2 separate regions of the Homo sapiens genome follow, and region 1 is linked to region 2. The links are chromatin loops, found by intact Hi-C in ENCODE. Cell type or tissue: CD4-positive, alpha-beta T cell. All regions are shown on one strand.

Region 1 (8,000 bases), 120 kb after region 2:
GGTCATCCCAAAGCTAGTACCACATGGCTTGAATACAAAGCACATCAGCTGCCTCATCAGGGGTGTTCCACTTGACATTTATAGGTGAATTCGGGCAGACCTTCTTCTCAGGATAAACAGACCTTACAGAGGCTTATATCCACTCCACCAGGCTGGCTGTTGCCTCAGGAATAACTTCCTTTTTTTTTTTTTTTTTTTTTTTTTTTTTGAGACGGAGTTTCGCTCTGTCGCCCAGGCTGGAGTGCAGTGGCGCGATCTCGACTCACTGCAAGCTCCGCCTCCCGGGTTCACGCCATTCTCCTGCCTCAGCCTCCCGTGTAGCTGGGACTACAGGCGCGCGCCACCATGCCCGGCTAATTTTTGTATTTTTAGTAGAGACGGGGTTTCACCGTGTTAGCCAGGATGGTCTCGATCTCCTGACCTCGTGATCCGCCCGTCTCGGCCTCCCAAAGTGCTGGGATTACAGGCGTGAGCCACCGCGCCCGGCCAGGAATAACTTCCTATGTGTCTGTGGGTCCTGCATCACCCCAAACATGTCCTTCCACTCTGCATTCTTCCCCTGAATTAGTCACTCTCATAATCCATTTTAGTAAAGCATCCTCAGGAAGCCAATGACACCAGTCTACAAAATGGAACGATTCCTTCACACTCTCCTTCTGGTTTCAATAGTTACTTGGTTTTGCCCTTCCTTCACATTGACTACCTTCTTGGTAACCACAGATCTCAGAGGCACATTCTGTTGTCCCTGTATAATTTTCTCCTTTGTGGGTGACTTTGAGGCTAGTGGCCTGAGCTCAGACAGACCCACATCTGAGGTTGGTCAGCCTCAAGTCCTGACCCAGCACCATCTTTTACTTTCATTTTAGCCATTGCAGATAACAATAACCAATGAATTAAATATCTTAACTCCACTTGTAACTTTTACCTTTAGTAACTGATCTCAACACAGCTGTGGCTTCATACCGTGGGTGACCACGTGGCCACCCAGAAATCAAAGATTTCTCATCCCCACCCTTTTATTGTTTCTCTTCCCAAACCACATGTTTCCATGAGTCAGAGCCATTCCAGCAAATCCTGCTTCACTGACATCAGTTGTGTAGGGAAAACTCTAACTGTGTTTTTCCTCTACTCTCACACCACAACAATCATCAACACAAAAGGAGACTTCTGTGACCATATGTATGGGTTTATTTTCCCCTGGACACCAAGCAGTGGACACCATCTGGGTGTCTTCTAATTCAGTTCCAACACTGTCTACCGGAATAGTGTCAGATCCCACAGGTTGAGACCAAGACTGGCCCCCCACCCACCCACACACACCAGTCTCACGTCCAGGCCTCCAGAACTTCTAACCAACTGGCTTCAAGTTGGGGTTCCTATGTCCCCCTCTTTGAGTTTGATTAATTCGCTGGAGTGGCTCACAGAACTCAGGGAAACACTTACTTGTGTTTACCGGTTTATTATAAAGCATATTGCAAAGGATACAGATGAAGAAACACGTAGGGCAAAGTATGGGTGAAGGGTGTGGAGTTTCCATGCCCTCCCTGGGTGCGCCACCCTCCAGGAACCTCTGTGTGTTCAGCTGTCTGGAATCTCTGTATCATCAATTTCTGCCTCCATTTTCACATGGTCTTCTCCACTTTTGTCTGTGTTTGTCCTCTGAGTGTCTCTTATAAGGACACTTGTCATTGGATTTAGGACCCACTTGGATAACCCAGAATGAGCTAATTTGAAGATTTTTTTTAAATTTATTATTATCATTGAGACAGAGCCTCCCTCTATTACCCAGACTAGAGTGCAGTGGCGTGACCTTGGCACACTGCAACCTCTGCCTCCTGGGCTTAAGCCATCCTCCTACCTCAGGCTCCTGAGTGGCCAAGACTACAAGCACACACCACCATGCCCAGCTAATTCTTGTATTTTTTGTAGAAACTAGGGTTTCACTATATTGCCCAGGCATGTCTCGAACTCCTGACCTCATGATCCACCTGCCTCAGCCTCCCAAAGTGCTGGGATTACAGGCATGAGCCACCACTTAGGCTGGGTGAGGTGGTTCATGCCTGTAATCCCAACACTTTGGGAGGCCAAGGTAGGAGGATCACTTGAGCCCAGGAGTTTGAGACCAGCCTGGGCAACATAGAGAGGCTCCATCTCTACCAAAAACAAAAAAATTTTAAAAATTAGGCCAGGTGTGGTGGTGCATACCTATAGTCCTAGCTACTCAGGAAGCTGAGGCAGGAAGATCACCTGAGCCCAGGAGCTGATCCTATGCACTATAGAATGTGCAGCTATGCACTATATATATGCAGCTATATATATGCAGCTATGCACTATAGCCTGGTGATAGGGTAAGACCTTGGAGGGGAGGGGAGGGGAGGGGAGAAGGAGAGGGAGGGGAGAAGGAGAGGGAGGGGAGAAGGAGAGGGAGGGGAGAAGGAGAGGGAGGGGGAGGAAGAGAGAGAAAAAGAGAAAGAGAGAAATAGAAAAAAGGAAGGAAGGAGAATAATAAAAATTTGCTGATTCCTTCAATTTTTTTTTCCAGTAAGAAAACTGAGGTCCAACAATATGAATAAAGTAACCCAAGGTCAACAGCTAGCAATGACAAAGCCCAGGCCCTCCATCTTAAAAAAAACTCATGCCTTTCCCCTGCCTTTAGTGATCATAACAATCACCCTGCATGTATGGATTTTACTTTCTAAACCACTATCATAATCATTATCTCATTTCATCTTCATACCAACTCCATGAAGCAGGTGTTATACTCATTTACACAGGAGGAAAGTGAGGCTCAGAGGCCAGGAATTTGAGGCCAGCCTGGCCAACATGGTGAAACACCGTCTCTACTAAAAATACAAAAATTCAGCATCACTTGCTGAAGGTCACATAACCCGTAAGCAGCTAAACTAGGACCACACCCAAGAATCCAGCTTCTGAAGCCTAAATTCTTTCTTATATGCCACATGGCACTATAGCAAAGTACAATGAATCAAGTGAACTTTGTTAAATCATTTTTCTGCCAATAGAAGTCTGTGCTAAAAGGACACCAATCAGTTGCTTACGGTAAACTTGGAAAACCTAACCAGCGGTTGGGCATGGTGGCTTATGCCTGTAATCCTAGCACTTTTGGAGGCTGAGGAGGGTAGATTGCTTGAGATCAGGAGTTCAAGACCAGCCTAGGCAACATGGCAAAACACTACCTCTACAAAAATTATAAAAATTAGCCGGGTGTGGTGGCGCACACCTGTGACCCCAGCTACTGGGGAGGCTAAGATAGGAGGATTGCTGGAGCCCAGGAGGTCAAGGCTACAGTGAGTGTGATTGCACCACAGCACTCCAGCCTGGGCGACAGAGCCAGACCCTGTCTCAACAAAAGAAAGAAAAAGAAAACTTAACAGCAATATTTAATGAATTTAAGTGCTAGTTTTTACATGTAGGTAATTTTTCTGCTATTTCACTTCAGTATTCCAGATCCATCCAGGGCTCAGTGCACGCACAATTCTCATTAATGCTCATGTGAATTGCATACACCAGCTCTCCACAGAAAATACACTCAAAAGCACTCATCATTTAAGAGGCAGAAACTTCCAGGTACATGCTGTCACATGATCAGGAGCCCTGACTGTCTTCCCTACTTCACAGGGGCATCATAAAATATTGTTTGTGGGCCAGGCACGGTGGCTCACGCCTGTAACCCCAGCACTTTGGGAGGCCGAGGCAGGTGGATCACGAGGTCAGGAGATCGAGACCATCTTGGCTAACATGGTGAAACCCCGTCTCTACTAAAAACACAAAAAATTAGCCGGGTGTGGTGGCGGGCGCCTATAGTCCCAGCTACTCGGGAGGCTGAGGCAGGAGAACGGCATGAACCCGGGAGGCAGAGCTTGCAGTGAGCCAAGATTGCACCACTGCACTCCAGCCTGGGCGACAGAGCGAGACTCCGTCACACACACACACACACACACACACACACACACACACATATGTGTGTGTGTGTATACACACATACGTATGTGTGTATATATACACAGTTTGTGAAAGTATTTTGTCTGCTATAATGTACTCTTCAAATATAAAGCAGTAGTATTACTGCTTCCAAAAGGTGATACAGAATAACGCTGCCATTGACAAAGTATGTGTGCATATTCTGCCACCTCGTGGCTAAAAGAAGAAATCATTTTTAATATTTATGCTTCTGGTATTAAGGTAAAATAAGTGAAAGGAACCTTGTTCATATTTTTGGAAACGTCGAACCAAGGCAGAATCTCATTCTGTTGCCCAGGTTGGAGTGCAGTGGTATGATCATAGCTTATTGAAGCCTCAATCTCCTGGGCTCAAGCGGTCCTCCCACCTCAGCCTCCCAGGTAACTGGGACCACAGGTGCCATGCCACCACGCTTGGCTAATTAAAAAATTTTTTTTGTAGAGACAGGGTCTTGCTATGTTAGTCAGGCTGGTCTCAAGTTCCTGGCCTCAAGCAATCCTCCCGCCACGGCCTCTCAAAATGCTGAGATTACAGGCATGAGCCACCACATCTGGCACCCAATTTATCCAATTAATTTCAATATTTACTGAATCTATTAACTTTATATCTTTAATGCAGTAGGAAAACACAGCACCGGAAACATAATTAGATAATTTAAATTTACTTGAACTAAAATTTATGACCTGCCTAACACCACATTTTTTCAAGTCAGGTCTGGTTTTTTTCAAGCATATATTCATTGCACATGAGAGTAGTTATTGGGAGCTACTCTGCTGGGGATACAGCAGAGAAGCCAGCACAAGTTCCTGCTTTCAATGGAGCTTACATTATAGTGGGGAAGATAAACAATAAACAGATAAATACAAAATATGTTAGTTGATGATGAATTTAATGAAGAGAAATGGAGTTGAGCAGGGGGAATCGAGTGTGACTGGCAAGGCCATGTGTGCTCCACTTCAGACAGGGCTGTCAGGGAAGGCCTGGGTGCAGGGAGAGTATTTCAGGCTGGGGAAACAGAAGGGGCAAATTCCTGATGCTGGGAAATATTTGATGTGATTGAAAAACAGCAAGGAAGCAGCAAGGAAGCCAGTGGAGCAGAGTGAGTAGGCGGGTTTTAGGGGACGAGGTCAGAGAGGTGGTGGGGATGCCAGCTTGGTGTAGCCATGGTTAGGACTTCAGACTTGGCATTGGGATTTCTAGGTGAGATGGGAGTCACAGTGTGATTTTAAGTAGTGGAGTGACCTATAATCCTGGGTAACTCTCTCACAAACAAAAGATAATACCAAATAACCTGAGAGACAAGTTTAATAGAATGCCTGGTGAGAAATGGTTACCATAAGAATATAAAATTGTTCAAAATATTTATAAAAACAGCTCTTTTAAGAGAACTCAGGGTTATAGAGAAAGAATGCATGGCATCTTTACACTGAAACAAGTTACATCAGGCTGGACATGGTGGCTCACGCCTATAATCCCAACACTTTGGGAGGCCACGGCGGGAGGTTTGCTTAAGCCCAGGAGTATGAGACCAGCCTGTGCAACATAGTAAGGACTCATCTCTATTAAAAATAAAAAAAATTAGCCGAGTGTGGTGGTACACACCTGTAGTCCCAGCTACTCGAGAGGCTGAGGCAGAAGGATCGCTTGAGCCCAGGAGATGGAGGCAGCAGTGAGCTGTGATCACGCCACTGCACTCCAGCTTGGGCAACACTGTCTCAAAAACAAAACAAACAACCAAGAAAAGAAATGAAAAAAAAAAGAGAGAGAGAGAGAGAGAGAAACAAGTTATATCAGGCAAACCAAAGCTATTTTTACTTAGGATTGTCTCTGAAAAAAAGAAAGCTTTCACAATAGTACATAAATTCTCAAGACACTCTTCAATGAAGAAATAAATACTTCCTGAATGTCCACTATATGCAGGTAACCTGAAAAGGCAGGTTACAAGACAGGGCTCCTGCTTTAAAGTCACCTATAATTCAACTGAGGAGATAAAACATATGCATATAAAATAATATCATAAGGAAACGTACAAATTCTGAAGGAGAGCTGGAGACAAGGCAGTGGCATTTGGCAGGAGGAGCTATGCTAATGCCGGGCTGCAGAAGAATGCAGGGTCAGGCAGGAATGGAGGCAGGGAAAACAGGGCAGGGCTGGGGTCCAGGAACAGTGATCTTGGTCTGGGCCAAAAGCCAAGAAAGACCAGGAGTCAAGAGGCCATACTTGGGATTAGAGACTCAGAGAATTTTAAAGGGGAAGAAAAATTGGAGATGATTGAATCCAGGTTTCCTGTTTCACAAAAGAGGAAAATCAGATCAATCAAGATTTCACTGGTTAGTGACAGAGCTGGTCCTAGAACAAAGACCGCTGAGTTTTTGTTTTGTTTTGTTTTGTTTTGTGTTTTCTGAGATGGAGTTTCCCTCTTGTTTCCCAGGCTGGAGTGCAACGGCGTGGTCTCGGCTCACTGCAACCTCTGTCTCCCAGTTCAAGCAATTCTCTGGTCTCAGCCTCCCGAGTAGCTGGAATTACAGGTGCCTGCCACCACGCCCAGATACTTTTTTGTATTTTTAGTAGAGACTGGGTTTCACCATGTTGGCCAGGCTGGTCTCCAACTCCTGACCTCAGGTGATCCACCCACCTCAGCCTCCCAAAGTGTTGGGATTGCAGGCGTGAGCCACTGCACCTGGCTGATCCTTGGGTTTTTAGTCCATTGCTTTTGCACATCACCACCAGGAAAATGACAGTGGACCTATGGAATTCTCAAAATTGCAAAGCAGGGTTGGAAGTGAGCCTCATGGGACCATGAAGAGAACACAGATCATCATGATGGGCTAGAAGCAGGATGCAGATCTAGGAATTAGGTGGTCAGCAAGATGGAAAGAAGTAGCTAGGCCACAGGAGAGTAACTGACCAGTATCTTGAGGACAAATTAAGTGGGCCCAATGCTTGGCAAGGGTAAGAAATCCTGACCCTGTAAACCTGAGCAAGAGGCACGTAGAGAGCAGACAGAATTCAGACTATTCTGAGATGGGGAGGGGCACAGGAAGAGTCATCCAGTGAGAAATCATGCACAGGGGAGTGGGGTGATGGAAAGGTATCATTCCATCTTTCCTAATAATGATGGTACAATCATTTGTCTTTTATTTGGTGGTGGTGGGGGAGGAGCGTGTAAACTGATATGCTTTGGACTTGGTTTTTAGTCTTTAAAAGTTATACTTTTTTGTCAGATATGACTCCTACATGGATAGTACTGGCTAATAAAAGATGCAACTATTTGGGGATATGAAGATGTGTCACCTTTTTTATGTCAGATAATTGAGGTTTTCTATCACTTTTGTTCTACAAAGAAATTGTTAATGTATGTTTCCCGTCAATCTTCAAGTATTACTAAAATTACTAGATCTTTTCTGAAAGATTTTATGGAAAAAAAAAGATTACTACAGAGAACAGACAGAGAAAGGAATACCCCCTTTTCCTATGGACCAAGAGAGAAGTTGGCCTACCCTGTTATTATCACTGAGGCAGGGGGAAAACATGGTCTTTTTTCTGTTCCAGGATCCAACACAGGATGATAATACATTGCATTTAGAAAGATGTCTATTGACAAACAGAAATTCTTAATTTTGTTTTGTTATTTTGTTTTGTTTTATTTGTTTGTTTGTTTTTTGAGACGGAGTTTCACTCTTGTTGCCCAGGCTGGAGTGCAGTGGCACAATCTTAGCTCACTGCAACCTCCGCCTCCCAGGTTCAAGCGATTCTCCTGCCTCAGCCTCCCAAGTAGCTGAGATTACAGGCATGCGCCACCACGCCCAGCTAATTTTTTTGTATTATTAGTAGAGACAGGGGTTTCACCATGTTGGCCAGGCCAGTCTCGAACTCCTGACCTCAGGTGATCCACCTGCCTCAGCCTATAGGTGTGAGCCACGGTGCCAGGCCTTGTTTTGTTTTTTGAAACAGATTCTCATTCTGTCTGTCACCCAGGCTGGCTCAGTAACAGCTCACTACAACCTTGAACTCCAGGG
Region 2 (8,000 bases):
AAAAAAAATTAAGCCCAGAAATGCCTTAAGAAACCTTCCTCAAAAAGTGTGCCAGCATCACACTGCTGCTGAGAGAGCAAATTGGTATAATTTTTCAGTGGTATCCAAGGCCCCACAAAAGGTACACATCCTTTGACCCAGCAACTTCCCGCTAGGAATTTTATCCTGAAAAACATAACTGGATAAGTTTGCAAGGGGTACAGAATGTACAAGTGAAAAAAATTAAGACTTAAGGGAGGGGACAAAAAGTCCCTGTGAAAACACCCAGGCTAAAGGACGTAGGTTAAACTCTAAGTATGGGGTAGAGTAGTCCTCTCCTAAGAGAACAGACACAGTGTAGGAATCAGGGGAGAGGGTTTCCTTTGGGTAAAAAACAAGCCTCTCTGGCCAAGAAAGGAAAGAGGCAGTGTGATTGTATGAAGTTTTCCTTTGAATATCTTGGAGAGACGCTCTTCTGCCACCAGCTGTTCCATCGCCGCCTTCCAGGTAAAATGCCTGCCAGGCCTTCCTGGAGTGCACTATCCTTTTTCCATAGATTTTCTCAAACACATCCATGGGTTCAACTCTCATCTCTTTACAGAAATGACTCCAGGCCATCTCAGACTTACTTATTTCTCCTTTTTTTTCTTTTTCTTTTTTTTTTTGAGACAGTCTCGCTCTGTCGTCCAGGCGAGAGGGCAGTGACGCGCTCTCAGCTCACTGCAGCCTCCACTCCCCAGGTTCAAGCGATTCTCGTGCCTCAGCCTCCCAGGTAGCTAGGATTACAGGCGCCCGCCATCACACCCAGCTAATTTTTGTATTTTCAATAGAGATGGGGTTTCATCATATTGGCCAGGCTGGTCTCGAACTCCTGGCCTCATGTGATCCACCTGCGTTGGCCTCCTGAAGTGCTGGGATTACAGGCGTGAGCCACCATGCCTGGCCCATACTTCTTTTTCTAAGCTCCAGGCCTGAATATTCAACAGCTCCTTCACCATCTACTTTTGTCTCATGGACACCCAATCTCAACATGCAGAACTCAGGATCTTTACCCCTCGTGCCTGTTGTTCCTCCTTCATTCCCTCCCTAAGTAAATGGCACCAGCCTCTTCCTACGTACACCTGGCACCAACCTGGGGGAGGTGCCCCAACATCACCCCTTCCCTCTCCTCACCCAATGGATTCTCTCTCTGGCCACTCAACTCTGACCCCTCCTCTCCATCTCCATGGGCACCATCGTCTCTCGTTCCCTGATTACTGCAAGATGCTCTTAATTCTTATCTCCACCAAAATGTCTTCTATAGAGCAGCCAAACTGATCTGAAAAACCCAAGTCTGATCCTGCTTTTCTCTGCTTTAAAAGACTTATCACTCCATCTCTGCTGTCCAGATGAAGCCCCAAAACCTCAACGTGACTTACAAGGCCCTCCAAGATCTGGCCCTGCTTCCTGCCACGGCCCCGTCTCTCATTCCTCGGACACTTGCTCCCGTGTTTTGGCCATTCTGGTGAAGCACAGAAGTGCTCACTGTCTCCCTATAGCCATCATTCTCCTTTCTTCAAGTGCCAGCTGGACACACAGCCACCCAGAACGAAAGCTATGTTTCCCAATCCCGCTAGCAGCTGGCAGCTTCCTGTATGAAGGGAAGGAGGTCAGTTCTTCTGCCATTTCCTTCTGACTGCTGGTTGGAATGTGGATGTAACAGGCAGCACTAGAGCAAGCCTTTGGGGCCATGAGACAGAAGCAGCATGCTGAGGAGGGCACAGCAACTGAGAAGCCACCTGGGTACTTGATGAACATGGAGCCACGGGATCAGCTCTGAACTGCTTTTTTTTTTTTAATAGGAAACAAATGTAAACTCTTTTTTTTATATAAGCCAATGTTATTTTGGGTTTTCTGACATTTGTAGCTTAACCTACCCTAATTAATGTACTTGCCTTCTTTTATTTCATCAGAAGTGCCAACCTTTGTCCCAAAGGAGCCTCTGAATAGCAAGGTTTCCTCCAGGAACACATTCCCCACCGTTTCTGTTCCTTCCCACCACCATGGCCTGACAAACTCCTGCTCATTCTACTGATCTCTCAAGGAAGCTCCCCAAACCTCCCTCACTGTGTTAGATCTGTATTTTTTCATACTCTCATGGTACTCTCCGTTTCTCTCCACAGCACTTCCTGTGATGAGATGTACATAATTATTTGTGCAATTATTGGTTTCACATCTACATGCTCCCAAAGACTGCAAACACCACGAAAGAACAGAACCCAACCACTCTGTCTGCTGCTGCCTGCCTCACCCCAGCACAGTATCTGGCACAAAACAGACACTCAATTATCGCTGAGAAATGGGGAAGAACCATGGGGTGATGCATGCTGCATGGGCTTTGTGCCAATAAGGGACTGTCTGTCTCAGACTTCCTGCTTTCACTCTTTACCTGAGAGCCAAAGCCTCACTCTTATACTAAAAGGGGCAGAAAAAAAAAACACCAACCATGAAATGAAGGAGGTGGCATTTTTGGTTGCTAAGAATCAAGTCCCAGTTGGGGCTTCCCCACCTTCAACTGTCACAGAAAGCAGGAAACACAAATCTGTTTTTGTCTTCTCTTCCCGGACACTCTTCTGGCCAATCCCCTCTCTCCAGGTGGCAGGACAATCCTCTATCTCTCCGTTGGCACACCACAGCCCCAGCCTCATCCTGCCACTTCTGGGTCAGGCCCTAGCCTTCCTGTCCCTTTCCCTCTGCCACAGCCAGCTCATGAACCTGTCTCCCATCCTTCCCCCTTGGCCTCATAGTGGTTCCTTCCGCAATCTGTCTGCACAATGCCAGGGCCAGCTCCATTCAGGAAGGCTTCCACCTGGGAACAGCATGATCCACCCCACAGGCTCTAGCACAAGTGCCTGAGTTAACACAGTGGCTCAGATTCTCACTTGACCACCATGGGGCCCGAGTATAGCACCTCCCAGCCACGAAGGCTTGGAAACCAGGAAAACATGCTCCGAAACCCCATCTGACTCATCTGCTCACTTTTGTGGTGACCTGTGAGCTCTGGAGCTGCTACTGTAGGCCCTCACCGGCAGCCTCAAAAGGCTGGGAGTGTCTCCTGTGGCCACGGCTGAAAACCCACATCCCGTCTTCCCTACGCAATCTCTTCCCTGCAGTCAAGAGCCAAGTGAGTGACATGCTCTGATGATGCTCCTTATCAGCAGCACAGCAAAAGCTGTGTTACCACGTAAGGATCAACCAGGGCGTGGACGATGACGAAAGAACACACCTGAAAGCAACAATGCTCATAAGCACACACGCGTGCTCACTTCACACCATACTCTATCATGAAAAGGCATGTTGCAGATACTTCATCCAAAGCCTCACAGAAACTCTATAACCCACTATAAGTAAACTGTTGTGAGCCACACAGAGGTAGAATGTGTATTTCAGAAAAGTGCTTCCTGGCAGTAATGTCCATATGGATTCACCTCCAGAGACAATCCTCACTGGTGCCTCCCAATCTGGATATTTCAGTTCATTCTGGGCATCTGGTATGTGACGAGTACAAGATTCCTTAAGGGTAGCTCCCAAAGAAATCTAACTTTTCCTTGGACTCAAAGTGTGAGCTGAGTTTAATCCTCCCCTGCTGGCTTACTCGAGAAATCTGATCTCAAAATCTTGCCGGGTGTCGTGTCTTGTTTGAACTGAAGTCAGGCTCTGCTCTTCTGTTTGGTACACTCTCCTCGGCCACCAGCACAGAGGCACAGCCCCCTTCACCCACAAGATGCTACTTCTACTGACAAAAATATTTACTGACCTGAAGACAGCACAAATTCAAATAAACTCTGGTGAGAAACTCCCCAGGTGGCCCAGACCACGGCCACACTGCCAAGGCCACTGCCAAACCAGCCTCCTTCACAAAGCAGGCCCCCACCGCTCGGGTGCTCAGCAGCTGGGCCACCTGAGGCCACACTGTGAAGCACATGGTGGCTCCCTGGGCCGCTGCCTTGTGTGAGAAGCTGGGGGTTAACTCTTCATATGTATGGTTACCACACCACTAGGGGCCACACATCTTGTACATGTTTCTGATTCTCACAATACCACTGTGAAGACAGTGTTAATGCCCTCATTTTAGAGTGATGGGAAACTGGAGCTCATGAGAGGCTAAGAAACACATCAGCAGGAAGTGGCAATAGGGGATTTGAACCTGGGTCTCTGAGACTCCAGCTCCAGACTTTTCCCCTGGCAGAGCACCACCTGCCTCTGCCTTGTACTTTCCAGTTCCTCGCCTCAGGACTGGGTGAACAGATGCATAGGCCAAATGTAAACATTCATTCATATCTACTAAAATAAAATAAACTGCTCGGTTCACACGTATCACCTTTGGTTGACTTAAAAGACTTCATGAACTTAATGAAACTCGTTTCTCATTTTACCAAATGCCCTCCTCCATCCTTTTCACTAATGCTTGCTTATCTGGACACATGGGAAACGTTCCTAAGATCTCGCTATAACATCAATGTCTAAATTCCCAGTTCCACTTAAAGAAAAAAATCAAATGGACTCACCCTTTCATTATGTCCTTTAGCTGCAACACAGCATTCCAATCTCAGTTACAGAACCCCCACATCCCTGCTGGCGGTGGGCCAGCTCCAAAACTCGACAGAACGCAGACAAAGCATTTGGGAACAGATGCATTTGCTGCACAGACTTTAAATTTAATCAGTGCCAAAAGAAATTACTAATATCACACCTCATGCAACATGGACAAAAATACTGGCGGGGGGGGTAATGTTTTGGAGAAGACATAGTAAGTAATTTTCACATTTAATAAATGTGATCCTCAAGCATTCTAAATACCAATGCATACCAAGTTGACACAAACATCTGGTACCTATTCCACATAATTTTCAGCACTCTGATTCCCCATATCACCCAGGGTTCTAATGAGGAGCGTGTGTTCAGCTGTAATAAAAGTGGTAAAGATGCAGAGGGAATTAAGGGGTAACATTATAGGCTGGGACCAAGACATCGCAGTGGGGAGATTTTATTCTAATGACACCATTGGCTAATAAGGTTTTTGTTATTGTCCCACAGGGAATTCTGAAATGCTGTCAGCTGCAAAGAGGGACAAACTCCCACAGATTGTGGGACTGGGTACTACAGGATCTATTCTGCCCTTGGGCTGAAAATCCTTTCTACCCCCATGGGATGCAAGAATCTGTAAGAAAGGGCACCCAGGATGATTTCTCAGCCAATAGCACTGCCTCACTTCAATCGAGCTTCATGAGAAGGAATGTTACCAACACAGGATATGACGCAAAAACAAAGCTCCAAGAAAAAAACACCTGGAATGCCCTGAGCTCACAAACACGCCTGACGTGTACATAACATATGCTCATGTTTGTACCATCTCAAATTACAATTCATTGGAACTACAGCGCCTTGGGGATGGAGCGGTGGAATGTACCACCATTAAACTCCAAAGAGGGCGCTTCTACCACAGCTCCTACCTGGGTTTTTCAACAATAAAACCTGGCTTCAGGCTGAAGCTTATCCCTAGTAGGAAAAAGGTAGACAAGTCCTAAAACTTGTAATTTGGATTTCTCAGGGGGAAAAAAACTAGATTTTTCTACAGCACAACTCTTAGGCATATCTTATCATGGTTTCTTTCACCCTCCAAGCAAAATCTACATCCAAACCTTCCTCCTAACAAACTAACCCTCTTCCAAGAAGTCAACCACCAACTTTTTGGGCCAAAAGCCAGTGCATATTTGTGTATTGTTGTGTTGAAATCATGGAGCAACCATGTTGGAGAATTTCCTGTATTCAATTGTGTTTTCAAATGTTCAAAAGGAAACAAAGGGCACAGGTTCTTTAGGAATCCAAATTCTCAAAGTGTTGGGAAGTGCCAAGCTATAAAAGGCACATACTCTTCCATCTAAACAAGATACCACTATACAATCTGGACGTGCCAACAGAGGGGGATTTCTGCAGCCCTCTGAGGAAGTGGTGCTGTTATGTTTCATGGTTTTTATGACCTGAAGTGAAGCAGTGGCATGTCTCAGAAGTCACCACTGGACATAGCAAGAGGTGTCCTTGTATTACAGAAGCACCGGGAAATAGTGAACCAGGAGATACAGGAGCTGGGTTTTAAGCATTCCATGATCTCTTATTCTATGACAGGCTTGACTTATAGATCAAATGATGCACTATATGTGAAAACGCTTTACAAACTTCAAATACTATTAGAGACATAAAGTCCCTTGAGGGGAAGAGAAATAAATGAATGAGAACATTTTCTCCAATCAAAAACTGTTTTCTCTAAAAACTTTTAGAATGATTAATAAAATATCTAAGATAAGATGTTCTTATACTACTCCCTAGCATTACTCCCCAGAAATTATTTCTATGAATTGCACTGGAAAGACTTAAAATAAAACTACAGCTGGGCATGTACTCCCTGTAATCATGCCTGTAATCCCAGCACTATGGGAGGCCAAAGCAGGAGTGCTTGAGGCCAGGACTTCAAGACCAGCCTGGGCAAAATAACCAGACCCCCATCTCTTTAAAAAAATTTTTTTAATTAAATTAAACTATGCACAGTATTAGAGTAAAAATTCCTGTTCTCTGAGCACATTCTGGAAGTACAACTCCCAAAGGCGAGAACAGGCCATGTTTCTGCCTCCAGGGAATTCCATCAATCCATAAAGACAATCAGTTGGCATCATCTTGGCCAACAGTTCTTCTGATTTACTTTGTTTGGTATTTTGTTTTGTTTTGTTTTTGGAGACACAGTCTCACTCTGTCGCCCAGGCTGGAGCACAGTGGCGCAATCTCAACTCACTGCAAATTCCGCCTCCTGGGTTCGAGTGATTCTCCTCCCTCAGCCTCCCAAGTAGCTGGAATTACAGGCATGCACCACCACACCCGGCTAATTTTTGTATTTTTAGTAGAGATGGGGTTTCACCATGTTGGCCAGGCTGGTCTCAAACCCTTGGCCTCAGGTGATCCACCTGCCTCTGCCTCAGCCTCCCAGAGTACTGGAAGTGAGTCACCACACCGAGCACTGATTTACTTTTGACCAATAATATGGTGCACCTGTCCCTATTCTTCTCACAAGAAGGAAGCTTAAACAGAAGGAGACACTGGCTACAGCATTCATTTTGGAGGGGATAAGAATTTATGGGATGTTACTGCCTAATTGGCTCAGAACAGAGACCAAGAACAAATCTGAAGGTTTGAAGGATGGGAGAAAATAAGATCTTTTTTCTCCTACCCTATGAATTTGGCAGATACAAAATAACTGAAGGATAGTACACTTCTTTATTAAAATGCAAATGCTTTATCGACTTAGATTCAAAATATTAAACTGAACTTTATCCCATAAAAAAATTACAACTTAATTCCTACTAATGCAATATCTGATGGCAAAGTAAGACTTGCAGAGCTACAAAGCTACACCTCATTAACCCTGAGGGATGACATTACCAAATCTGTTCATCTCTCAGACCTTGATTTGTACCTAAGATGATCACTAATTTTCTCTTTTTTATCATTTGCAAACTGGTGTCTAGCAAGAAAGAAAAAGATGGGAGAAAGAGAGGTAAGAATGTGTGCAAAAGCACGGAGGAATAACATGCATTGCATGTGGCATGCTCTGGGCCTGGTGAGCATTCTGTTAGGGCTGGTGGCCAGGGTCTGGGGTGCAGAGTCTGAAGCAGAGACAAGTGGCAAGATGAGAAACTGTAAGAGGGTCAGGAAGGGCAGAAGGGGGAAACCACAACTGCTGGGGAGTTGAATCATCGCCTATAACCACTGGTCCTGATTGCAGATAGGAGACCATGGATTAAAAAAGGAAAATCTGCAAACTTTTGGTTTGGCTGTGCAAAATATTGTTAATTACAGCCATGTGTACACACTGGGCCACGAACTAAAACACATTTACTTTAAGGAGTTTATACATAATCAGGGCACTCACAATTGGTTACAGGAATGAGTCAAATGCTTAACACTGAATGCCAAATTATTCAGCTTAATAT

Evidence for each region. Peaks named below come from ENCODE experiments on the same cell type or tissue, not always from the same donor. Only the 100,000 strongest peaks of a DNase experiment are listed, where the experiment ranks them.
Region 1: a loop joins it to region 2, with 4 times the contacts of the local background. A loop is called at or near these places in 10 of 110 quality-filtered maps.

The regions. Positions count from the first base shown.
Region 1 is chr1:91,923,325-91,931,324 of GRCh38, forward strand. No RefSeq gene overlaps it. Among named protein-coding and RNA genes, the nearest start is that of BRDT, 22 kb to the right of the region's middle. In CD4-positive, alpha-beta T cell, CTCF peaks have their summits at 4,131 (motif pointing left) and 4,331; a DNase peak (open chromatin) is centred at 4,147.
Region 2 is chr1:91,801,737-91,809,736 of GRCh38, forward strand. The region is part of intron 2 of TGFBR3 (transforming growth factor beta receptor 3); the gene reads right to left. Among named protein-coding and RNA genes, the nearest start is that of TGFBR3, 80 kb to the right of the region's middle. RefSeq lists enhancers at 2,030-2,299, 7,816-7,925. In CD4-positive, alpha-beta T cell, no CTCF peak of the experiment used is centred here; DNase peaks (open chromatin) are centred at 2,435, 3,185, 3,665, 3,935 and 1 weaker place; H3K4me3 peaks cover 1,259 bases; H3K27ac peaks cover 3,442 bases.